Linked DNA regions of Homo sapiens: region 1 is linked to region 2. Evidence: chromatin loops called from intact Hi-C (ENCODE). Cell type or tissue: heart left ventricle. All regions are shown on one strand. Links, peaks and the distances in the headings refer to the core of each region. The heading gives the core; the rest is flanking DNA. Region 1 holds the start of LINC02659 (long intergenic non-protein coding RNA 2659). Region 2 overlaps LINC00841 (long intergenic non-protein coding RNA 841).

Region 1 (12,564 bases), core at 2,576-10,575, 55 kb before region 2:
TCATCCTGATAACCTTATGAAGTAGGATTGATTACCTGTTAATGATGAAAAAACATTGAGGTTCAAAGATGGTAAGCAATTTGCCCAAGAATTACAGAATGATTAAATCTTGGAGCCAGATTCAAGATGAAATTCCTCAGACTCAAAAGCACTTACTCTCTTCACTTGAGCTCATTGCATCCCAAGAAGGAAAAGACATGAAACAAAATGGATGGCTTAAGAAGCCGGCATGGCCATTACCTGTGTGACTTGGCAGGACATCATGTTGGGACTTCAGAAGGAGGCCAGTAGGAAGAGGAAGCTGGAAATAGATGTGGCAGAAGCAGCAGGATCCAGGCCAGGGTCGCTTTCGAAGGTGAAATCTATTCTGCTAGTCTGGGCAATGGTAGCAGTTTCCAGTACCTGCAGGTGGACTACGAGGCAGTGACATTCTCGTTCCACCTGATCTGTTTAGCACCTTGCTGGATGTGTAGGGCAGAGTCTCACCTCCTGAGAAGGGGTCTGGGCAGGACTGCACAGGGCATCATGCCTTCCACCTGGACCTCTGGGCAGGGCTACAGGCCCTGCGGGTGGACTGGATGCAATTCGGAACATGGAGACAGACATGTTGCATTCCGACTAGGGAGACCTGGCAGAGCTTAGGGGACCCTGACAGTGCAGAGACTGTGAGGGAATCTAGGCTCGTCTTGGGCTGCATGGCCCCCCTGAGCAGCAGCAGGGACTGCTCTCTGGATGGCAGGGCTAAGCCTGCAGATTCTGGGGCTGCTGAGTGCCTACAGCCTAGGGTTGCGGAGAAAGTAGCACCTGACACCGGTTCAGAGGAGACAACCTGCCACTCTCTGAGTTACAGGCTGCATTTCACTTCACTTGAGGGTCCGATTCCGGATGGAATATAGGGCCATTAGAGGCGAGGACTGAGGGTCGGTAAGGCTGGAAGATTTGTTGGAAGGTCAGTGATGTGGCTGTTGACGTGCATGAAAATGAAGATGATGAACCAGGTACCTGACATCCGGCAGTTTATAGACAGCAGATCCCTAAAAGGGTGGGGCAGGAGGCAAGGTAGCTGTCCCTCGATACCTACAAGCTGTGAACAGAGTCCCCAGGACCCGTCCCTCTCTTGGGAACCACAAGCTGATGACTCTTTGGCTCCCACTGGTTTTGCTTGGCTTGCACAGGGTTAAAAGCTGAATTTAAATGTCCTGGGTGGGGCCTGTGTTTTCCAGGCCCACCAGTCCCATCCGATACCCAGACACCTTTACTCAGGTGCGCCACCTGCCTGGGTTGTGGGTGTCTGGGAACTGTCGCGGGAGTGCCGCCAGCCCGGTTTTGTTGTCCCATGCAGAGGCGGTGGTCCAGCCTCAGACTCTTAGCTGCAGGACTGACAGTGAAGTGAGAGCATGCCTTGCCCTTCCCTGCCTCCCCTCTGCAAGCTGTTTCCCCAGGACAGGACCCAGAAATGCCCCCCCAGCAGCCCCACCACCATCCTGCTCAATCTGGAAAGGGAGAGCAGAGAGGAAAAGAGGAGAGAGTTTGTGGAGAAACAGGGTGAGACAACGATTGGAAGTGGGCAGGGAAGACCAAGGGAAAGATATGGCCTTCTCCTGGGAGTCCAGAAGTGATTGTTATGTCTGGGAGCTCCCAGACATGTATTTTCCAGGTCCTGGGATTTTAGTTACAAAGTTCTGCATGAGCTGTGAGTGAGGTGGGCTGGTAGCACAGGGCTAGGAGTGATGGTTCACACACGATTCTTCAAGGGGCTGGTAGAGGGGCACCTCCGAGAGGGGGAGCTTCAGGGCCAGGGAAATACGAAGACCCGAGCAGAGCTGAATGAGTTAGAACAGGGGGAGGTTGTTCTTCTTCACTGCCCAGCCTGCCCCCATCCCAGCTGCCGGCACACGAGCTACTGAGACCCAGGCGTGTGGCCAATCCACAGGAGGTGGGCTGTGAGTGTGAAGTGCATGGCAGACACACACGAGCTCAAAGACCTGGCCTGAAGAGAAGAAAGCAACCGATCCCATTAATAAGTTATGTGAAGGTTACATGCTGAACTGATAATATTTTGGATGTATTAAGTTAAATAAATTATATTACATGATTTTACTAGTTTCTCTTTACTGTTTTTTTTTTTTTTTTTTTTTTTTTTAGTGTGGCTCCTAGAACATTTGAAACTATGTATGTGCTTTGTATCACACTCTATTGGACAATACTAATCTAGGCTCTTCTTAAAGCTCCAGGAGCAAAATATACAAACACAGAAGAAAACACACACGTGCACGTGGACACACACACACACACACACACACACACACACACACTCTAGAGGGTTTCAGGCAGCTCCAGCAGCTGGAAGACAAGACTGCTCGAGATAAGTCTGTTGAAACTGTGATAAATTAAAAAATAACGCAGACCACCCCCGGCCCTTGGGGAGCTCCTGCTAGTGCTCAGTCCCCATTGTGCCAGCGCCTGACTCCTCTTTTCCTGCCCTCGCCTCCAGCCCAGTTCAGGCTGCTTCCCACTTTCTGAACGCCACCACAGACTCAGGGTGTCAGATGTGCTGGGAGAAAACAAGCGCTTACATTTCAGAAATAAGAAATCTTTTTCTCAGGCTTTGGGGTTAATGGTATGAGAGTTTCTGCATTCCAGCTGCTGTGCTGGGTCTCTGGCAGGCCAGCTGTTCTCTGCTCCAATGGAAAACATAACTAAGTAGTCATTTCAGTGTGTAAAAAGTTCAGCAGAATTGTTGGAGCTATCACCATAAATCAGAAATGACTTTCTTTAGGGACTCGATTGCCACTTGATTTAGCATTTCCTGGCACCTTGCCTATCATAGAATGAAGCCATGATTGCTTCCTATACAGAATGTTATCTGTAAAACATCTCACCAGAAGCCCACAGAACGCTGACCAGCCTGCAAGTTTTGATAATCTATGGCTGGCCTTCGTATTGAGAATAAATTTGACAATGGGACCCATTGTTAAATTAGATAATATATTTCATGGAACAGCTTCCAAATGAAAATGGGGTTCATACAGTTTTTTACATATCATTTGTTCCAGAAAAAGGAAAAATGGACTCTGTTCAAGGGAGAAAATTCAGTGAAATATTCATACTGTGAAATCTGAGAAATTATCCTAAGCAAACTACATGCTGACATGCTTTGTTACTGTATGAATGGGGAAATGTGAATCGGCTGAGGGAAGGGTAGGGTGACAGCCGCATGATGGAAATGTCGAGAGTTCCCTTAGCTTAGTTCCTTACATGTAAAGAAGGAACAATGTAGTTGGGAAGGATCACGGGGAAGGTCTAGAAGACTCTCTCCAATGCCCTGTAGCTTTTCCTGGCATGTGCGCTGTCCAGAAGAGAGGCCCAGAGGGGAAGAGGGAGGCTGTAAGATTTGTAGGTAGAGATTCTGCCTTTCACAAAGCCAGGGAGGCACTAACCCCAGCTGACACTTGTCATGGGCTGTGAGCCATGAACAGGCCAAGAACAGGGGTGAACCTCGCTGGCGCTCAGCAGAGAACAAGGGCACTTCCAGGAAACTCCCAGTGGCTTCCAAACTGAGAAAAGAACCAAGGGCAGAGACGCTCCACTCAGGCCATCTCAGAACGGCTTGCTTCCTGGCTCCCGGGGCTGCTGAATCAGCATAGAGAACTGAGAACTCGGTCTTCTTCCCTGCCCCTTCCCTTGGGTCGGAATAACTCAGACCGGGATCCCCACTAATGGTTCTGGACAAACATTGCATTCCCTCTGTAATGTCGAGCACACAGATGAAAATCACCAGGAGAATGAGAAGATAGCACAGTTCAAAAGGAGGAAGCACTCTGAGGAATCAGGGGAAATATTTTCCTATAAAATATAGTTTCTGAAAGAGATGGGAAAATTTTGAGAACACTTCTGATCTGTGTTTCCAATAAACTTCAAATGAGCATTTCTTCTATGAAATTCGAGTAGAGAACCATAAAGAAAAAAAACAAACAGGGTAGGGAAGGCTGTGAGATGATTTAAAAAATGTTCATTTCAGAAATGGAAACGGGGAAGGGGAGAGCAAAATGGACCTTTCAGTAAAAAAGGTTTTATAAGAGAGAAGTCAAATTTGACATCACAGAAGTCAGAGGAAGAGGATAAGAGAAGGTTAATTAGAGAAAATATAGGAAAAGCATGGGCTGAGATATATTTAATTTATAAATATTAGGCATTCCAGAGAAAGAACCTCCAAAAGTGGAGCTATCATTAAAGAACTATTTGGTGGAAATTTTCCCAAGTTAAAGAAAGACTCTTCAGAAATCTAGATAAAATAATGAAGGGCTTTTTTTTGCCTAGACTTACCCTGATAATTTATTTTAATTTCAAGAAAAAGCCCCCACAAATTCAGTGAGGGTCAAGGCGATAAAACTTGGTTCCTGTTTCTTTGTAACACGAAGACAATGATCATCAGTTGCAGAAATGTGACCAAGAAAAGTATGGTGACCCACATGGGGTTTCCAGATAAAATGCAGGATGCCCAGGCAATATTGGGGGCATTCTTATACCAGAAGCGTTATTTCATGTTTATCTGAAATTTAAATTGAAGTGTCTGTCCTGCATTCTCCCATTTTGGCTCCCCTAGCTGCCATGCAGACATTGAGATCCCAGTGCAGAAAAGCTGCGTTCTCTTGTGAACTTGAGAAGTTCAGACCCCATGTGAGGGTCTGGACAGACAACAGCCACAAAAAAATGCAAACAAGAAACATCTTAGTGAGTCATTTTTAAGCCAACTGAGTGAGGAATCAAAATATCAAATCCAAAAATGGAGAATTCATGATATAAAATACTAATAAAAATAAACAAATAACCTCTTCCCCCCAAACAAACATAAACTATAGAACAAAATTAATGTAATTCTCAATGGGACATTAAAACACAACAAGAATGCCAAAAATAATTTCCAAAAGAGGACACATGGTTAAAAATATTAACTAAGTAATAGTTATCTAGTTCAAATAACCTACTGTATCACTAAAAATTGGGAATTGAATGGCCAGAAGACAAGATGTAAAAGTGGAGTATATTCCTCATATCACACAGAGAAGGATCAATTTATATTGTCTTTTTTTTTTTTTTTCCTGAAGAGGGGTCTTGCTCTGTTGCCCAAACTGAAGTGCAGTGGTGCAATCACAGCTTACTGTAACTTTGAACTCCTGGGCTCAAGTGATCCTCCTACCTCAGCCTCCCAAAGCACTGGGATTGCAAGTGTGAGCCACTATGCCAGGCCTATTTTTGATAATGAAAATTAGAGAAAGTAGATTCCAGTGCATACTTATTAAATGTCATTACTAACAGAATGAAAATAGTAGATGTGAGTTCCAAATCACAAGGGAAAAGTCAGGTTAAAAAAGTAACCTCAATATAAAAGGTGTATTAAAAATGACCATAAAACAAAATAGCAGAAATAAAATTAAGCATATAAATCATGTTAATAAAATGATCAGGATGAACTCTTATTTTGAATCACAGACTCACATTTGGTTAAGAGTAAAATCTAAATACTGCGTTAGTGTACCCAGTTAATCCAAAAATATTAAAAATAAGGCAATGGGCAATGATATAGTGAATGAATCCCAACAAAAAGAGACAGGAGTGTGAATATGAACAGGAGACAAGGTGGAACTCAAGGCCAAAACAGCTAAAAGAAAAAATCCACAATGAAAGAATGACAATTTTGCACACTTCTATGGTGATTAAAAAAAAGCATCAAATGTAATTAACAAAAGTTTTAGCAATACAAAAGAAAATAAGGGAAGCACTGTTGTTGTAGTAATGTTAACAAACTTGTGTTGCAAGAAATCACGTGGACAACAACCAATAAGGGAGTAGAGGATTCAAACCATGTCACGTATTTGTATTGCACAAATGGATAATGTATTTTTCCAAATATACTTAGAATATTGATCTACAAATTGATCATAAAAACATCTTAACACACTTCCCAATTACCAGTTAAAATTTGCATTAGTGCCTAGTTTTTGGTTGTGTCATAAAACACCCAGTGCTGTTGGGGGATCCTCACAATGATGGCTATTGTTATCATAAAATATTGACTGAGAGCCTGCAACGCACATGTGCCCCTGCAGGGTGGCATAGACGGCGAGCCCAGGGAGGCCACTGACATGCATTCAAGAGAAAAGAAAAGAAGCCAGGCTTTGGTCAGTTGTGAATATACCATCTCCTGACTCCCAAGCATTGGTTCATCATCCAGCTGGCAATTGTTGAGCCTCAGCCAATGGTGGAACCAAAATCTAGTATCTCTGGAGTAATTTCCATTTCCAACAGAAGGAGAGTGACTTTCACTGACTCTTACTCTCCATTTGGATTTCAGGCATAAGTGCTTCATGGTGGAGTGAGAATGGCTTGCCCTGGAAGGGTCATGTTTTAGAAGGAGTGATCTTCATTGTGAAGTCTAAACTGTTCTGGAAATATAAGCTTTGAAACCCAGGTAGGCAGGTTTCATTTTAAGCAATATTGCAGGATCACAGGATAATTATTGGTTTATAAGGTGATTCTTCACTGTACAAAGTATCTTAAATACTAAACATGCTGATGTGTTGCAAATTTGATTAGGTTTTCACAAGACTTCTCTAGAATGTGTTTATGTGTACCTATGAGGAAAAATTATTGACTCTTTTACCAGGGCTGCCAACAGGGTCTAAAATGAGACCACAAGGCTCTCCTTGACAGGAGTGGTGTGCTTAAAGACAAAGTCACCTGCAAGGTTAATAAATTATTTTTAATAAGTAGATAATGGAGAAAAAGCATGAAAATGTTTCCTTCAATATGTGGCATGGGCTCCATTCTAATGTGATTCGGCGGTGACTTTGTATTTTTAAGGAGCTGAACTCCTTGGCTGTCCTCATCCAGGTTTGCAGAATCTGACCAAGAATGATGTTGAACAGCTCCTCAGCCATAAGGCCCCTGAAGTTGTCAGAGCCCCACTTGTCCTGTCCTGGGTCACCCTGCTTGTCACAGAATGGAGTCCAGTTCACATACTCCCCATCTATACCTAGTTCCATACATACACAATCTTATCGTGAGCTCCTTTTAATTTAAACACTTACATCAGTTATTTACAGCTGCATGATTTCATTCCACATGGTGGTGATATTTTTTTCTCCAAATATGGACTCATTGGATGGTCATAAATAAAGTAATCTGGGCGTAGGAAATGGAGTATCCTTCCCCCGGGGTCATTCCAGGGGAGGCAGGGAAGGAAGAGCTTCGCTATTTCGGGAAAGCTGGTGGACGCTTCGGCTCCGAGGCTGGCTGGGAGGGCCCATAGCTAGGCGGCAGCTGCCCTCAATCTCACAGCTTTAATGAAGGAGGGCTGCCGGATTTACATTGTTTAAACACTTAACGAAATTAGCTATGAAAAGAAGGATGGGAGGAGCCCTGGGTAGTGGGGGAATTTAGGCCTTCTGTCTTCACACACTTTACACACACACACACACACACACACACACACACACACACACACACACACACACACACACACAGTGATTTTCCTAAGAGGCTGCCAGTAGGAACTGGCAAGAAATTATGTGCCTCTTTACAGCAAGATTAAAAGCAACAACAGTGACAAAAACGCCTGTTTTGGAAAGCTGTGCCTGGCAGGGGCTGGTCAGGACTTTGGCGCGCTGGGCCCATGGGCTGCGCTGATTTGGAGCCAGCTCTGGATCAGCAGGGTGAGCGGCTGGCCTAGGGCGGTGGATCTGAAACCTAAGGATGAGATCCCAGGGGCTTCAGTGCCAGGAATGGAAACACTGGGATGGAGGTGGGAGCTTGCAGGCCCAGCCTTCTGAGGCTCTTTCAAATTATTCCTGGTCTACTAGATTTTTAGTTTGGCTCTAGTTGGTTAGAACAGAATTATGTCTAAGAATGTTAAACATTGACTGTTTCTCAAGCTGGGGTGATCTCTAGTGGATGGCCACAGAGCTCTGTCATTGAACCTATTCTCTTCAACATTTTAATCAATGGGTTGAATGGCATCATGGAAGACATACTTACCTAACATTCTAGTAACAAATATAAAAGCGCATATGAAATAGAAAACAAAATCATGAGTGGAAATAAATGTGAAAAATAGTAAATTGAGCTGAGATCAACAAGGTGAAGCTTGCAGGAGTAAATGGAAGATTCTAAAATTAGATTCCAGAAATCCATTTCATAAGCACAATATAGGAGAACCCTAGCTGGGTGGATACGACAGACACATCAGAAAACCCTCTGTGGTTCTGGTTAAGTGAGGAAAAATCATTGACTCTCCTATCAGGGCTGCCAACAGGGTATAAAATGAAGAGACCATGTCTCTCCTTCACAGGAGTGGTGTGCTTAAAGACAAAGTCACCTGCAAGTTTAGTAGATTGCTTTTAATGAGAGAAAAAGCATGAAAATATTTCCCTCAATATGTGACATGGGCTCCATTCTAATCTGACTCCATGGTGACTTTGCAATTTTAAGGAACTAAGCTCAAGGCGAGCCCCACAGAGCCAGGACTTGCTCCCTTAAAAAGCCCCAGCAGATCTGGATTGCCTCTGAGGCGAGAGACGCCCCAGGCCATTGCTACAGCACTGCTAGTGCCATGGCTTTCTGAATTAACAGGTGGACACTGTTTAGTCCTCTTTAAGAAACAGGATTGACTCTTTCCCCTAAATGATGTCATGAAGCATCTTTGATGAACAGGATTTGTTTCTCACAGTTCTGGGGGCTGAGAAGTTCCAGACCAAGGCACCAGCAGTTTAGTGCCTGGTGAGAGCCTGCTTCCACATTCATAGACAGCACCTTCTCACTGTGGCCTCATATGGCAGGAAAAGCATGAGAGAGCTCTCTGGGATCTCTCAGGTCACTCATCTCATCACAGGTTGCCACTGTCATGATCTCATTTAAACCTAATTACTTCTCAAAGATCCCATCTGCAAATACCATCACACCACGAGTTAGGTTTCAACATATGGATTCTGGGGGGACAAACAGTCCATGGCACTGTCCTGTAGCCCCTAAGTCAGCACCCTCTGCCCTGGGCGTTTCTCCTCTAAGGTCCACATCACCTGGCACACTTTATCACCATGAGCCTACCCTGTGTTTCCTGAGGATCTGCCACCTCCTTGGATCATCATTGCCCCTCCTTGTCATTCTCCTCTGTTGGCTGTTTCAGAACTCAGAGGCCCATTATTACCATGGGGCTATTGTTACATCTTCCCGGCTGGTCTCTCCTCTTTCCCAGCATCTCCTTCTTCTCCCTCTGCTGGAATAATGACTTTGGTGGGTATGAATTTAATCACCCCAGCCCCACTTACCATCTTTGGCTGACTCCCAGCTGCCCAAGGTTGCAGCCCAGGTTCTGACCCTGGCCTTTACCCACGTTTCCTGCCCTGACCCCATCTCTCTGTCTGTGCTCACCCTCCCAGCCCTCATTGCTTCCCCAGTACTGGTTCCTGCAAGCTGCTTGGTTGATGCTCCAGTTCCTCCTTTTTCTTCCTCTCTGCCTGGGGAACCTCTCGCATCTTTCAAGGTCAGGATGAGAGGCTCTGCCTCAGTATGTCGCAGTACTTCTGCCTCCTTGAAAATTAATTGCTTTTTCTTGGGATTCTAAAGGTTTCTTTGCCATTTCTCTGTAGAAACAAATCCTGAATTTGAGTTCCAATTCTGTCCCATACTTGCTGGTGACTCTGGGCAAGTCCTGACAGGCCCTGGGGAACTTGGCCTGTTAGAATCCCAGTGTCTTTTTGTAGAAAGTCAGAATAGTAGTGGTTACCTCTGTGCTGTGGACGGAATTGTGTTCCCCCAATTCATATGTGAAGTTCTTACCCCTAGTGTGATAGTATTTGGAGATGAGGCCTTTGGGGAGGTGATTAGATTTAGGTGAAGGACTTGAGGGTGGATCCTCATGATGGGGTTAGTGTCCTTATATGAAGAGACACCAGAGAGCTTGCTCACTCTGCCATGTGAACACATAGCACATAGGCAACTGTCTACAAGCCGAGGAGAGAAGTCTTACTGGGAACCAACCCTGCTGGAACCTTGATTTTAGACTTTCAGTCTCCAGAACCATGAGAAAACAAATCACACTTGTTGAAGCAACCCAGTCTGTGGTATTTTGTTATGGCAGCCTGAGTTGCTAAGACACTTGGCAATTGTCATGAGGTTTAAATATGATTCCATAAGCTGTACTCTGTGGGATGACCCTGGCAATCCATAACCCACACACCAATGGAACTGGCACATACTGGGGGTCTCAAATTATTACTGCTGTTATTCTCATTATTATTTTAGGCAATTGCATGAATCTATTTTCTCTCCTATCTTGCTAGCTCTTTGAAGATAGGACCTAGTCTTATCCATTTTTCTATAACCCAGAACTAGTCTAGAGTTTGGCACATAATAGTTGCCTAATGAATATCTGCTACATGAATAAATAAGCTTATATTTTAATATAATATGCTGTTCATTACAGAAAGGTCATCAACGTAATGAAGTAGCTTACAGGTAGTACAAATAATGAGCAATAATTAATTATGTGCTTTGGGCCACTTTTCATGCAGTACTGAATTCTCACAGGAAGTCTCAGACGAAGACACTGCTAACTCCACTTTCAGAGAGAAACACTGAGGCTCAGAGCTAAACTAACTCGCCTCAGAGCCCACATCCTGGACTTGAGCCTCAGGGTGTTGCATGCCAAAGCCTGTCCTCTTCACCCCAGCTTCCTGGGCATTGGAGCGGATCCATAGTGTTAGATATGCAGTGGGAATGGCCCCCATTCCAAGCCACTTCCTGACCTGATGGCAGCACCCTGCTAGTCCTCACATGGAGCCCTGGAGAAGCCGGGTTCCTTAACCCAGATTTGAATCAATAGCCTCACACCTGGTATGCACATCCAGGCCAAGTGTGGCTGAATGGGGAGCATCTGTTCTGGAGACGGCCACCCTCATGGGCTCCTCTGCTTCCTGTCCCTTCGGGCACTGATTTATGGCACACAGCAGGGAAGGGCCTGAGCTTGAGCCCTGACCATCGTTATCATCACCATCTTCATTCCAGTGCAGTGAAGAACATTCTGAAGGTAGAGATGAAGGTCTTCTTTCTGAATGAAGCTCCTTGCATGATTCAGGGATCTTCCTCTTGAAGGCACCAATCATTTTGACTTTAATGCATGCACTCTGACTTACTTGTGGTGATCTCTCCTGGAAATACATGGAAAAATGAAAAATAGGCTAACTGGGGAGATTTCTTAAATACCAGTTTGTATGGCTGTGTTAACCTGAATGATTAAATATAGGATTGTTTTTTAAGTTACACATTGTGGGTTTGTGTTTTCCTCATTAATATCAATTGGTTCATTTATTTCTGCTTGCTCTGAAGCCACAGAGTTCAACAGAACTGCCTGTGTGTTTGCTGCATCTACTAAACTGCCATGATCTTACTGAATATATTTCTTAATATCCTTTTTATGTATGTCATTTTTGTTAAGTTCTTGAACCAGAACTGAAAAAAAGATTAAAACGTTATCTATTTACAAAACTTTTTTTGATGTTTTGGTAACAAAACAATTTTGCACTTAAAGTTCCCACTTCAGATGTTATTCTTTCTATTTTTTTTTATTTTTTATTATACTTTAAGTTCTAGGGCACATGTGCACAGTGTGCAGGATTGTTACATATGTACACATGTGCCATGTTGGTTTGGTGCACCCATTAACTTGTCATTTACATTAGGTATTTCTCCTAAGCTATCCCTCCCCCATACCCCACCCCATGACAGGCCCCGGTGTGTGATGTTCCCCGCCCTGTGTCCAAGTGTTCTCATTGTTCAATTCACACCTATGAGTGAGAACATGCAGTGTTTTGTTTTCTGTTCTTGCAATAGTTTGCTCAGAATGATGGTTTCCAGCTTCATCCATGTCGCTACAAAGGACATGAACTCATCATTTTTTTATGGCTACATAGTATTCCCTGGTGTATGTGTCACATTTTCTTAACCCAGTCTATCACTGATGGACATTTGGGTTGGTTCCAAGTCTTTGCTATTGTGAATAGTGCCACAATAAACATACGTGTGCATGTGTCTTTATAGCAGCATGATTTGTAATCCTTTGGGTATATACCCAGGAATGGGATTGCTGGGTCAAATGATATTTCTAGTGGTCCTTGAGGAATCGCCACACTGTCTTCCACAATGGTTGAACTAGTTTACACTCCCACCAACAGTGTAAAAGTGTTCCTATTTCTCCACATCCTCTTCAGCACCTGTTGTTGCCTGACTTTTTAATGATCGCCATTCTAACTGGTGTGAGATGGTATCTTATCGTGGTTTTGATTTGCATTTCTATGATGACCTGTGATGATGAGCATTTTTTCATGTGTCTGTTGGCTGCATAAATGTCTTCTTTTGAAACGTGTCTGTTCATATCCTTTGCCCACTTTTTCATGGGGTTGTTTGATTTTTTCTTGTAAATTTATATAAGTTCTTTGTAGATTCTGGATATTAGCCCTTTGTCAGATGGGTAGAATGAAAAAATTTTCTCCCATTCTGTAGGTTGCC
Region 2 (12,564 bases), core at 1,992-9,991:
TTTCTGTCTCACTGGTGTGGATAAGAGAGCTTGTAGCGTGTTGCTGTTGGCTGCCCTGAGACAGACCACTGGGGCCACAGCCCTGGGATGAAGCTGAGGGTGAGGACAGTGAAACACATGAGGAGAAGGCAGCTGGGTCCCTGGTGGAGGCATTAAGATGCTGAATGGCACCTCACCTGGAGGCTGACTTGGACTCGAGTTACACACACTTAGCAATGGTTTTTGTTACTAGCAGCCCAAATTCAATAGATGTTGTTCATGCCTCCAATGCCTGTGCACACTCTGTTTAGACACAGGGTGAACACGTGTCCCACATGGCTGGGGACAGCACTGGTTTATGCCTATTGTTTGATTATCATTGGTAACCGCATCCCCTTTCCCTCTCCAGTGTTCCAAATCTGGACAATGGAGTAGGTGTTTCTGCTGCTGGAATGAGGCTGCACAGACATCTGCCTGGCACACTCCTAGCCAGAAGCCTAGAGCATCGCCTCCCTGAGGAGGCTTATCCAGCCTCTCTCTACACGTCCCTGCTTGCCTGAAGGGAATCCCGTACTCCTTTGTAACAGCCCCTGTCATGTGGACATGCTGGTACTGCATGCACTAGACTGCACTGAAATAACTTATATTTATTTTTATTAGATTGTGAGCTCAAGGGGAGGAACCACATGGCCACGTGTGCTCAATAGATGATTGTTAAAGACATAAATAAATCATTCAAGATATATCATTTTCATATAGTAGGTAGGGCCCTCTGAGCCACAAGGTGGCCATGTAATAATTTACAGGGGACAGAGCCTGACAGAGCCTTGGGCTCCTCCTCCAAGGTCATGGGCACTCACTGACCAGCCAAAAGCCGTCAGTGGAGGAATCTTCTGACCCTCCTCGGCTCACTCAGCAGCCTGCAGGGTCTGCCCTCAAGAACCTGGCACGGTGCTCTGGGCTCCATCTGGCCGGGGAGCTGGCAGCAGGACAACACCAACGATACCCCTAAAGGCCCCCAGCTGCTTGGCTGAGGATTTTGTGATGCCTGAGCTGGGTAAGGGCTGTCCCCTACTTCTAGAAGCCAAGGGTCATTTCAATGGACAGGGCCCCAGGGTCCCCACTTCCCATCTCAAAATGAAATGCCCCTTTATTCTTAAGCAGACATCAGGCGTCCTAGAACTGAACTCCATTTGTTATTTCTTTGTTGCTCTTTGTCCTCGTGCACAGGCCTGGGGGCTTCCTTGAATAGTTTCTCTATTGGAAAGACCTGAGTAAAGGGAGGTTGCATGGCTGTAGGTCTTCATTCTGTGTCTCCAGAGAAGGTTCCGTGCAGCCATGTGCTGCCTTCCCTCCTGGGCTGCCCTGGAAAACTTAGTTTATCAGATAGTCCCACCATCCTAGAACAGAGAGGGCAGAGGGGACCCCAGCAAAGGAGATGGCTCCTTAACAAAGAATGTGGGCATCTAGACAAGGAGAGTCAAAAAGAGTCCCCAACATCCTCCTAAAGCCAGCACCACCAATGAGAGTGACACAACCATTGGTGCTGAGAAGCACAGCTTGTGGCCCATGGCGGGGCAGCTCAGCACCCGGAGAGGCCTCCTGCCCTGCCTGCACTGTCCATGGGTCCCATATGGTCCTGGATTCTGAAAGCCCAGAAAGGCAGGAGCTGGAGATTTTGCAGAGATCTGTCAGAAGTAAAATACACCTATCAGAATAAACGCCTAGCATCATAACATGTATTCGGGAAGTTTTCTAGCATCATCTCTGCACTCCCACCTGCTGTCTCCAAACACAGATGGTCCTGGGCCCTCAGCATCACTGACTTGGACTTCTCAACCTCTGTGTATTTGCCCATCTATTTCTATCCGGCAAAACCGTACCAAAACTTTTAAACCCAGTTGAAATAACTTCTCCTACAAAGCCTGCCGTCTACGAGCTTCCAAAGTGGAAGAAATTGGGATTTATTTTTACTCCTAAAAACATTGGACCTCCTTGACTACAGATGTTAGGATCCTAGAGCAACCATGTGAGTGTGTGTATGTGCGCATATGTGTGTGTGCAAGCCCTAGCGACTGTCTGAGATCCCTTGGGGGGAGGCACTGTTTTGTCCAGATTCCCAGAAGTTTCTCTGTTTTGTGGTCCATGCTCTGAAACATTGAATGAGTTGATCACTTGCCTGAGGACTGGAAGGAGACTGCTGGTTTCAGGCAGATGAACTTGAAAATTATGAAGAATGATCTTTTTTCTCTTCTGGTTTGGCAAATAACTTTAATTCTCTAATGGAGAGCTTTAATTGGAACCTTGATTCTATATTCAGAGGTAATGGGCTTTACCAAAAATGGATTGGAGCAGTTCATAAATTTTTCCCAAAATGTTAACATACTACGGGGCCGATAGGGGTTGTTTAGCTTGGCAAAAAAAACTAGCATTAAAGATTAAAATAACAACTTCCTGGATTCCTGTGCAGGCTGCTAACTTGTCCTGGTGTCCTTGGGCCCTGAGTGGACAGTCGTGACATCATCAGTAATGACCATAAATCAGCAAGAATCCCAACCTCTTCATAGTTCTCTTGCAAGAAGTTTGAGGGAACAAACAGGCAGAGTGGGTGTCAAGGAATAATGACTGATAACAGCTAACTTCCTGAGTGCCCATGCCACCCACATCTCCTGTGAGGGCTGTGCCTCGGTGACCTCTGTAACCTCCTTCCAGCCTGCGAGTGGCTGGGTGCCTTCCCCAGGTCGTGTGGCTGAGAACATGTGACTGTACTGGATTTGAGAGTCCAGGTCCCTAACTGCTTTGCTGCACCTTCTCAATTAGAAATAACCTGCAGAGGTTCCAGAACAGAGAGCTTGGCTGAGGCAGAGAGGCGTACTCTGAAGGTTCGGATCTCGTGTTCTTCACTCCAGGCCAGGGACCATCGTGCCCCAGACACAGTGAGGCTGGGCTCTGGAATAGGTCTAGACTGGGTCTGGATCCAGCTCTGTGGAGGGACAGGGTACCTCTGGGCTTGTTGTTCATGCCCTCAATGCGTTGGTGTCTTCATCTGTAGAATGGGGTCTTTATGACATTTAAGGGAGACACTTCATGTGCAGGGCTCAGCACGAAATCTGGGCTTGCGGCGAGACGGAAAAGGAGAATGGGGAGGAGGAGGAAAGGCAATCGTGGCTGCGGGTGTTGGCAGGGCAGGGGGCAGAGTCTGTCTGTCCTCTTGAAATTGCTCCCATTTCTGTGGTCCTAAGAATGTTCAAAGAAAGAAAAATAAGTATTTGCAGACAGGCCCTCAGGAATCTGCTCCCCATGACTTTCTAGTGGCTGCCCTGTCTTTCAGCGCCTTTGGAGCCTGGTGCCCAATTGCTGCTTCTCCTTCACTCTTCCCCTTCTGCCCGCCCTTGCCATCTCTGGGATTGTGGGCTGGCCACTCAGCTGGGTGCCAGGGCTGGTGCTTGGGTTTGTGTGGGGGCCCCAGCACCAGTACTGCACAAATGCAGCCGGGCAACAAGTACTCTGTCCCCTCTCCTGCAGCTCCGCTGAGTGTTATACCCCAGCCCAGGACCATCAGAGGGTGGGACCCTCTGGACCACTCCCTTAAGAGTGACCTGCTGGCTATGGGACATCGGGGCCAGGCCTACCTTCCCGCAAAGTCACAGGGATGTTTCCCACAACTGAGAGGGTTTGGAGCTCTTCCACCCAGCAATCCCTTTGACCTGGAAACCAGGGGGAGAGATTTATGGATCTCCAAGTTAATGAAGCTCAAACACCAGCTGCCTGGGCTTCAGTGGAAGGCATGGCCCTTCGTTCACTTTCTCCATAGCTCTGCCGCTTTCACAGCCAGAGCCAAGATGACCAAATTCCTTACATAACCACAACACTAATTCATCATGTGTGTTTATAATAATGAACACACTTCAAGGCCATTGACAGAAAGCAGCCTCCTGATGGTTGAGTCTCCCTGGTCATGCAGTGCAAAAGCCCATCAGCCAAGCCTCGAGATCCGGGTGAGATGTGACTTATCTTGGGAATGGCTGGCTTTGAAAAATACACACAGAGTGACCCACGGCAGACCCTTAAGCCCTGTTTGCAAGCCCTCATGTATTCTCTGCCTCATTAAAAATGTTGTTTAAAATTGCCGAGGGATAATTAAACAGGCCTGTGGTTGATTTACGGAGGACAAACAGAGCTATGAATGCACAGAAATATTGTGTTGTGGGGGAGGCAATTTATGAAGATAAGGCTAACTGTTGACCAGAGGTTGGCCACAGAAGTGATGTGTCTTGATGATGCTTCAAGTCCACAGAGGCCCAAAGTGTCCAGGTATTACATGTTGACTGCCTGGCCCACATTTTGAGTTTAGTAGCTTTTTAATCTCAATACCCCAACTAACAAATGAAATGAAAGATTGTTGCCCATGCCGCTACCCCACACTCACAGACACATGTTTGGAATTTGAAGTGGAAAACAGGGTGTCTGACTGTGATACTGATGTTGGAGTGGCCCCCACTTCTCAGCACCCAGCCTTGCCTGGCAGCATGGTTGACAATCCCCCAGGTGGTTTTTATGGCAAGTTATAAATCAGAGGGTGTGGGTGCGACTCAGGCACATCTGGGTCCTCATTCTGGGAGTTCTTTGGAGTAGGATGGGGAAGGACATTGTCATTCTCTCTTTGTGTTGATGCTCTTAGTAAGCAAACAAAACACAGAATGTAGCCGAGGCTGCCTTCATAGAGGAGAACCATCCTAGAAGGCAGAGAACATGAGACTTATGAGCCCGTGACCTTCCCTGCCTGGCCAAGCTCCCTGCTGATCCAGGAGCAGCTTCGGTCCATGCCTGGAGTCCTGATGCAGGCCCTGCATCCTGGCAGCTCCTGGAGCTTCCAGCAGCTGAGCCTGGGGCTAGTGTTTTGGGGCCACAGTCTCTGTCCTGTTTGGTCCAGTCCCTCAGTGGTCGGTGGTCACAGGGACACCTACTTCCAGCCACTTTAAAAGATTTGGTCTCCACTGTGTCTGAGAAAGGCTCCTTCTACCCTGAGAGCTGTGTCCTGGAAGCCAGCCTGCACCAGGGCCCTCCTGGACACCTTTGTGCATTTACCCATCACTCCCTTTTGGCCACCTCTTGTCTTCTCAGCTCTGCCCTGAGCATATTTCCATCCCTAACGCCTCCAAACCTGTGACCCACCCCGCAACCACGTGCAGAGTTCCACACTGGAGCCCTGGGACCCGAGTCCTCTGTGCTTGGGCGTGAGGCCAAGCTTCACTTCCTCTGCCTGTGCACTCAGGGTTGCGTACCCTGAGTGCCCCAATAACTTCCAAGGGAAAAAAATTAAATCGAGCTCTAGAAATGACCACAGGTTGCATAGCGTTCATGACACATTTTCCCTGCAGGGTCCTATCTTGAAGGTGCTCCCAATATCATCAGGGTGACCGTGAGAAAATGGCCTGATCCTGGCTTCCTTTGTTGGCTCAAGTCTACCCACTCTTCTGTTCACCACCTTAGAAACTCTGCCCTCCTCAGAAACCCACGCTTCTGCTTCTGTCTTTCTGAATGTCCCTCTGTCCATCTCCAACAACATCCCCACATGTCCCAATTAATGAAACTGCCCTCCTCAGCGTTAGGCTATCACCTTTCCTTCTGTCAGAAACCGCCTCAGAATCTGAGTAACTCTTCCGGGCTCTGAACTCAAAGCTATCCCCAAATCACCACCAAACCTCCCTTTGTTCTAAGGAAGGAAACATTTCACCAGCCTGGTTTGAGTTACTGTGTGTACTTGGAAATATTTGAAATACTCAAAATACTCTTTCCTATAGAATTAAGTTGATTTAAACTGTCCTTGTCTTCAATTTGTCTGAATTGGTAAATTTATTGGATGGGAAAGTTAAAATCAATGACTATGTTTTACACATCCCCCACAACCAAGAAACCCAAATCTTGAAATAAAGTAAATGGTTACTTTATTCTATTTAAGTGTCCCCCAGACTTAAGGTAATCACATACTTGAGGCTTTTACATTTCTGTCTTATTTGTCAGTAATTCTAACCCAAGAGCCATTAAAAAAGTGGAACTTATTGTTTAGCTTGGAAGGGAAAGCTCCTCCTGTTCCGCAAATCACCGAGGCACCTCCCGTCCCGTCTACCGTGTCCCGAGCCTTTACAGCCAGGACCGGGAAAAGTCAGTTTCCTTTTTACATAAATAGGAAAGTCGTACCGCTGTGCATGTGACCCCAGAGACTGGCCTCTGCAGTGCACTCCAATCTGGTAAAAATGTCACTTCTCCCTCTCTCTAAGTTAAAGCATGTGGATGATCCGAACAACACAAGAATAAGCTAGAATGTGAAGCAGAGTCAATCTTATCAGTTAATAAAGTCAAGTTGTTGATTCAGAGAAGATTGGCCCTGAGAGGATTTCAGGAGCAGCAGTGTCATCAGAGCCGAGGCTTCATTTGTGGTTGTTACCACAAACTCTTGGCTGAACCCAGAGGTGGACAAGATTTGGGTATGTCTGCAGGGAAGGAAGCAGTGGTGGTGGAGAGGTATTTATGGGTTTTAAGATTTAAATAAAAGAAAAAACCACATTGTCATCTGAAAGAAGATAAATGGCAAATTGTTGAAGCGACAGGCCCCTAGGGACTAATTACTCTTCCGCAGTAATTCAGGAACTTCACCAGTGACTTACATTGACTTAACATGTCAAATGTCAGTTCTGTGTTATGAAATAAAAATACATGTTCTTTTAGTGTAAACAATACAGAAATGTTCTCAGATGTCCCAAGTTGTTAGTCATGTGGGACAGATTCAGTGCCCTATGATGCATGTCCACGGCTCTGTGCCTGAGGTTACAAAGTGTAACAGGGCAGCTTTATAGTTAAAATCCAAGTAGACACCTTGTTCATCTGGGGGCTGAGGAGCACCCACACCACCCCTCGGAGACATTCATGTTGCACCTTCAGAATGCAAGAGTGATCATGAATAAGTGTTCCTGACACTCCATTCTCCAATCTTCATTCTACTTTGGTTTTGGGGAGGTTGTTGCAGGACATTGATGGGGAGACCGCTGGCCAGCTGTGCCCCTGGTAGGGTTTCAGCCAGTAGCAGGGTGGCAAAGCTTACAGCACTGCGCTACATGGTGTGAGCTGCTTTGGTTTCTCATGGGGTATCACCACAGGTCAAATACAATGTGTCTGCAAACCAGGCCGAGAAGCTGGTGCACAGCTCACACGCTACACATGCTAACTCAATTGAAATAGGCTTTCAGCAACAGGTGCACACTAGTGCTTATTCTACACGAGGCTCCATGCAGGTCATAGAGGGCTAAGGTTCTGTGTTCCGTAGAGCAGGCCCTGTCTTGCTGCTTCTTCTCTGTGGCTTGGCTCAAGGTCTAACAGTTTACAGAAACCCAATCACTGTTGGTTGGCTTGAAGACAGGATCTCTGCCTACAAACTTTTCATAGTTTAGGAGAAAAATCCTATTAATCATCCAAGGTTCAACCAAGAAGAGAGGTCACTCTAAGTATTTATAACAGAGGACTCTCATTGCCCAGGTTATAGGAAGACTTTGAGGCCAGAGCACAGTGACATTGGAGGGAGCCGCAACCCTCCCTGGGTTGAAGGAACTAAGGAGGTAAGTAGTGCTATGGGGCCCAGGTACGAGGTTCACCCTTTGGAAGCTGGCGTCTTGGCTTCCCTGGCAGGAGCTGGACCCTCAGGGAAGTCTGCTGGAGATAGTGCTTAGGTGTGGGGAAAATGGTGATGGAGAAATACCCTGGCTTCCCCCTTCTTACCCCTCTTTTTAGCACCTCTCTCTGGGGTGAATCCCACCAGAAACCAATTGGCACATGAGCCAGGAATGACAGTCTAACAGGCTCAATCCTTCCTTCCCTGAAGCCCATCCCCATAATGCAGAGAGGGAAAGGGCTTGGACTGGCTCTGAGGGCAGACAGGTTCAGGATTGGCACATCTTCCATTGGACAGCATCCCACAGCCTAGGAATAAATTTCCTTTATGTATTTCATTCTCAAAATCCCCACAAAGACCCCGTGAATGGTGCATTTTTACCTCATTTTATGTATGAGAAATGTAAGACCCAGAAGCTTCTGATAAATGACTATAAACTCCCCAGCTAGTGCCCGGCTCAGCAGTACTCACGGTGGGTCTGTAACCCCCATTTCCCTCTTACCCTTGCTCTACGTAAACCTCGAAAGGCTATTTTTCTTCTAAGGACTTATGGGGAGATCTTTCTGCTCATGAAGGTTTTGCATTTTAGATTATTGTTCAAATTGTCTATTTCCCTTTTGATCTCCTGTCTAGTTGTTCTCTCCATGATTCCAAGTGTGGCGTTGATGTTGCCAAGTATTTGTATTGGTCTATTTTTCTCATTATTTATATCAGTTCTGCCCCATGTATTTTGGGGGCTCTGTTAGAAACATATGTTTATAATTGTTATATCTTCTTCACGAGTTGATTCTATTGTTATTATAAAGTGTCCCTGCTTATCTCTGATAACTATTTTTGTTTGAAAGTTTATTTTGTCTGATGTCAGTATGGCCACTCCAGTGTTCTTACAATTGTTTGCATGATTATTTCTTTTCCATTCTTTTACTTTCAGCCCATTTATATCTTTGAATCTAAAGTGTGTCTCCTGTAGCAAACATATAGTTGGATCTTGTTTTTCTTATCCTGTCTGATCTGATAATCTCTGTCTTTTGTGTTGCTTAATCCATTAATATTTAATGTTAATATCCATAGGTTTGGATTTATGTCAGCCATTTTACTTTCTTCTTTATGTCTCATGTCTTTTTTTTGGTCAAGTTTGGCATATAAAGCTGTATATTACAAAACTGGGGTTTTGGAATGCAAAATTTAATAGCATAAAGTATTATTTTGCTTTCTTTCTTTTGTGCGTGAATCTCTTCCAAGGTCTTCTCTAGGAGGAACTCAAACACCTCTTCTCCACCTTGCAAGTCCTGCTGAGTTGCTCTGGGAAGGGGTTAGGAAGGGAGGTAGGGATTCACATGCTTCTGGTAGAAGAGATGAGTTGCAAATAGGGAAATGCCCAGTAGCCCCTCAGCCACCACTCCTCCTTACCTGCATCTCTTCAGATCATTCTCTTCAAGTCATTTCAGGTGCATGAAGACATTGGTATCTGAATGGCCAAGAAATTCTCTTCAGACTTGCCCATCACTGTTCATGGGGACCAGAGGGCAGTTCTCTGTGGATCACAGTCAGTCTAAAGCACCTTCCCCTAAAGCTACCAACATTGAGGCATCAGCCAAGGCTTCCCCACCATGTGCTTTAGTCCACCCCGTGAAAGCCACAGGCTTGTGGCAAATGATAATAGGGAAGCTGATTTGGCAAAGTGGAAAACATGATATTATCAAGTGAATAAAGCAAACTACTAAATTCTACTCCTTGCTGGGACCACCAGGAATAACTAAGAATGCCTGTGGACAGGATTGAGGGGCGGCATGGGTCAGACAATTTTTTTGTCGTAGTTCAGTGGTGATGTGCCTACTGCTTCTCTTTTGTTACATGTCCTTCATTAGTGTCATAATTCTTTTTGGTTTTTGATGTAAGAATCAATTAAAAAAAGAAAAGACAAATTAAGGAAGGGCTGATGGAAAGAAGAGGTGGGGAGGGAAAGAGGTAGAGAGGGAGAGAAGACAAAGAAAGGGAGGTTCGATTTCATTTGGGCTGTAGGAAAAAGCTAATCCCCTCAAGTTTTAAGCCAGCTATAGTTGATGAGTAATAAAGGGAGGTCCAAACCTCATTTATGTTTTAATATTGACTTTGTGTAGTAAAAAGCAGGGAAAAATAGAGTGTCATGGGGAGTTCAAGACCTAAAACGGAGCATCTGAAACATAACCTAAAAAAAGGATACTGTGATTCCAATCCAAGGACTTTAATTTCATACAAGGGAATAGGAAACTGCATGGCCTGTAAAACGTTTTTTACGTTTGGTTATTTGCTCTGAGGAAGGAAGCCGAGGCTCATCTCTGCACCCCGTCCCCTCTGAGCTCTGCAGCGGACGCTGCTGCCGCCGCGCCTGCTCTGCCCGCTGCCCGTGACTCTCCGCAAGGCCTGTGCACTGCCTGTCACAGTCTCCTCTCCTATGATCGCTGCCCTCCCTTGGCTCCCATATCCTCTCTGTCGGAACCTCTGTCCTCTTAGGCCCCATGACCTGTTCTCACCTGATTCCCAAAACCAGCTGAGATGTTTCCAACTCCCTGGAGCCTTCCTGATCTCTGGACCTCATTTTAAAAGAGAAGCTGAATTCCCCACAGTTGTGTTTCTGAAGCTCTCAGACTCTCTCTTCCTAGGAGAAATCATCACCTGTTAGGTTGCGTCCTGGATACCTGTTGGGTGGTTTATGTCAGGTCATCTTAGCTGAGCTGGCCGTTATTCCTCAGAATTGTCTTCTCTGAATAGTTCCAAGGCAGCCTGAAACACATGTTGTGACGCAGAAGGCTGCAGCATGGGAGCAGCCTGACCACTCATAGGTCCGTGCAGGCCGTGTGCCTGACCCCCTGGCTCACCTGGTCAGCGTGGGGCAACTGCTGGTGGCCACTTTCGGGTCCTGCTGTGGCCCCCGCTCTGGCCTCTCCTACTAGAGATCAAAGCAGTTTCAGTTGGTCCTTGCGGGTCCTGTGCAGCCGCGGGGGCCACTTGGTCTTTCTTCCTACACTTGACATCTGTCATCCTCCTTGAATGCTTGCCCTGTCTTACAGGCTCTGGGCCACAGCCTCAGATGCAGAAACAGCAGCAGCAGCCCCACAGGCTGAGGAACCAAATCCCTGCTTGAGGCCAAACCCCTGCAAGAAATGTATTATTCTACAGCTACTGCAGTCCTGCTTGGCACTGGACCTCACAGATGCCCCCCTGTAAGCTGCCCAGATCGCTGTCAGGCAGGGCCAGGGATCAGCTCTGGTTCTTCTCTCTTGGCAAGTTTAGGCATAGAGCAGGCACTCACAGAACACAGGTTGGTTGGGGGCCTTGATGTACCCAAGCTAGCTGAGATGGCCTTGCAGACCCTGGCTGAGCGGGTCTGAAAAGAGCAAGGGCTGGCTGGCTTCCCATGGCTGGAAGAGGCCTTTTGGTTGTGGTTGTTTTGGGTTTTTGGTTCCCCTCATGGTGGGACTACTTGTCAGGCAGGTGCTCGGAGACAGGATCCTGACAGTTGTGGCTCCTCAGATGCCTTCATCTGTCCAAATGGTCTGACGATGGCTGTGCCCCAGGGCCAGGAGTGTGTCCCTGTGCAGTGTGGTGCTTCAGGCTGCCTGTGCTGCACCCTCCTGGAGCTCCAGGATGGCTCCTTCCCCTTGGATCCCTTGGACACAGATATCTTTGTGTCTCTGGTCTTTGGGATCTGGCCCCAGGCTCTCCCACAGGAGGACAGACTGTGGCTGCTGGCCTGGTTTGTGGACCCTAACGATGAAGTCTCTATGATGCAGTTAGGTCCAACTGACACGTGTTTTCTCCCATAACTCTGGCACGACCACTATGCTGCCTCCAGTGCTGCTGCCCACCCTGCACACTCTCTGCCCCACCCTGGTGAATTTCCCTGCTGACTATGGGGTGCCCAATTGGGGGAAGGGGGCAAATCATCCCCCTACGTGGATCCTTTCTGAGCTAGAAATTCCCAGTGTGAGCTGCTGTGTTGAATTTAAGAATGATGTCCAAATGTCATCAGTATCCATTGCTTGGCTCTGCTCCCAGGGCCTGAGGACAAAGCAGGACTCTGTGGTCACAGGCAACAGGCCCTGCTCACTGCCTTGCTCCACCAGGTGGGTTAAACGGCAGCTCCATCTCCTCCTGCCCGCCTCAAAGCCTGGATCTACAAGGATGTCCAGGTCAGTGCAGCATCACAGCAAATGACCCCAGGCTTCCTTCTCTCCATTGTTTCATAAAGTTCTCTGATGTGCATGTTACCATGGTTACAAATCCATCAGTACATTGCTCTCCAAGTGATCAGAGACTTTCTGCTTCTTAGTAGCTTTTGGTCACTTTAGAAAGGGCCTTGGATGTCTAGAGAGGGGGTGTGGGCAGACATGAGATGACCACTGAATGACCTGTACTTCCAGTTTCGGGGCTCTTGGGGCTGGGGTGGCATTATGGCTGAGTTGTGTTCTCCCAAAACTTGTATGTTGAAGCCCTAACCCCCACTACTGCAGAATATGACTGTGTTTGGAGATAGAATCTTTAAAGAGGTGATTAAAGTTAACTGAGGTCATCAGGATAGGCCCTAATCCAATACAACTGATGTCCTTCTAAGAAGAAATGAGAACACAAACGTGCATAGGGGGAAGACCATGTGAGGACACAGGGAGAAGACAGCATCTACAAGCCAAGGAGAGGGGCATGAGAAGAAACCGAACCTGCCAGCAACCTGATCCCAGACTCCCACCCCTAGAAGTGCAGGAACAATGCAAACCTGGCCTATGGTGCTTTGCTACGCAGCCCTGGAAAACTAGGACAGGTGCGTCTTAGTCCATTTGCGTCACTATATAGAAATGCTTGAGGCTGGGTAATTTATAAAGCAAAGGGGTTTATTGGCTCACAGTTCTGCAGGCTGTACAAGAAGTGGGGCACCAGTATCT

What was found. Hi-C counts contacts between places; a loop is a spot of excess contacts. Peaks named below come from ENCODE experiments on the same cell type or tissue, not always from the same donor. Only the 100,000 strongest peaks of a DNase experiment are listed, where the experiment ranks them.
Region 1: it touches region 2 in a loop (2.0-fold over the local background); 2 of 110 quality-filtered maps call a loop at or near these places.

Annotation. Positions count from the first base shown.
Region 1 is chr10:43,903,188-43,915,751 of GRCh38, forward strand. It overlaps LINC02659 (long intergenic non-protein coding RNA 2659), which reads right to left and starts at 9,182. Exons shown (of 3, transcript NR_184145.1): 1 at 9,106-9,182; 2 at 241-1,034. LINC00841 (long intergenic non-protein coding RNA 841) reads left to right here and starts at 6,109. Exons shown (of 5, transcript NR_136147.1): 1 at 6,109-6,182; 2 at 6,356-6,472. In heart left ventricle, for the core only: no CTCF peak of the experiment used is centred there; DNase peaks (open chromatin) are centred at 7,289 and 7,718; H3K27ac peaks cover 4,485 bases.
Region 2 is chr10:43,959,123-43,971,686 of GRCh38, forward strand. All of the region lies in intron 4 of LINC00841 (long intergenic non-protein coding RNA 841), which reads left to right. Among named protein-coding and RNA genes, the nearest start is that of LINC02659, 53 kb to the left of the region's middle. In heart left ventricle, for the core only: no CTCF peak of the experiment used is centred there; a DNase peak (open chromatin) is centred at 6,139; H3K27ac peaks cover 3,301 bases.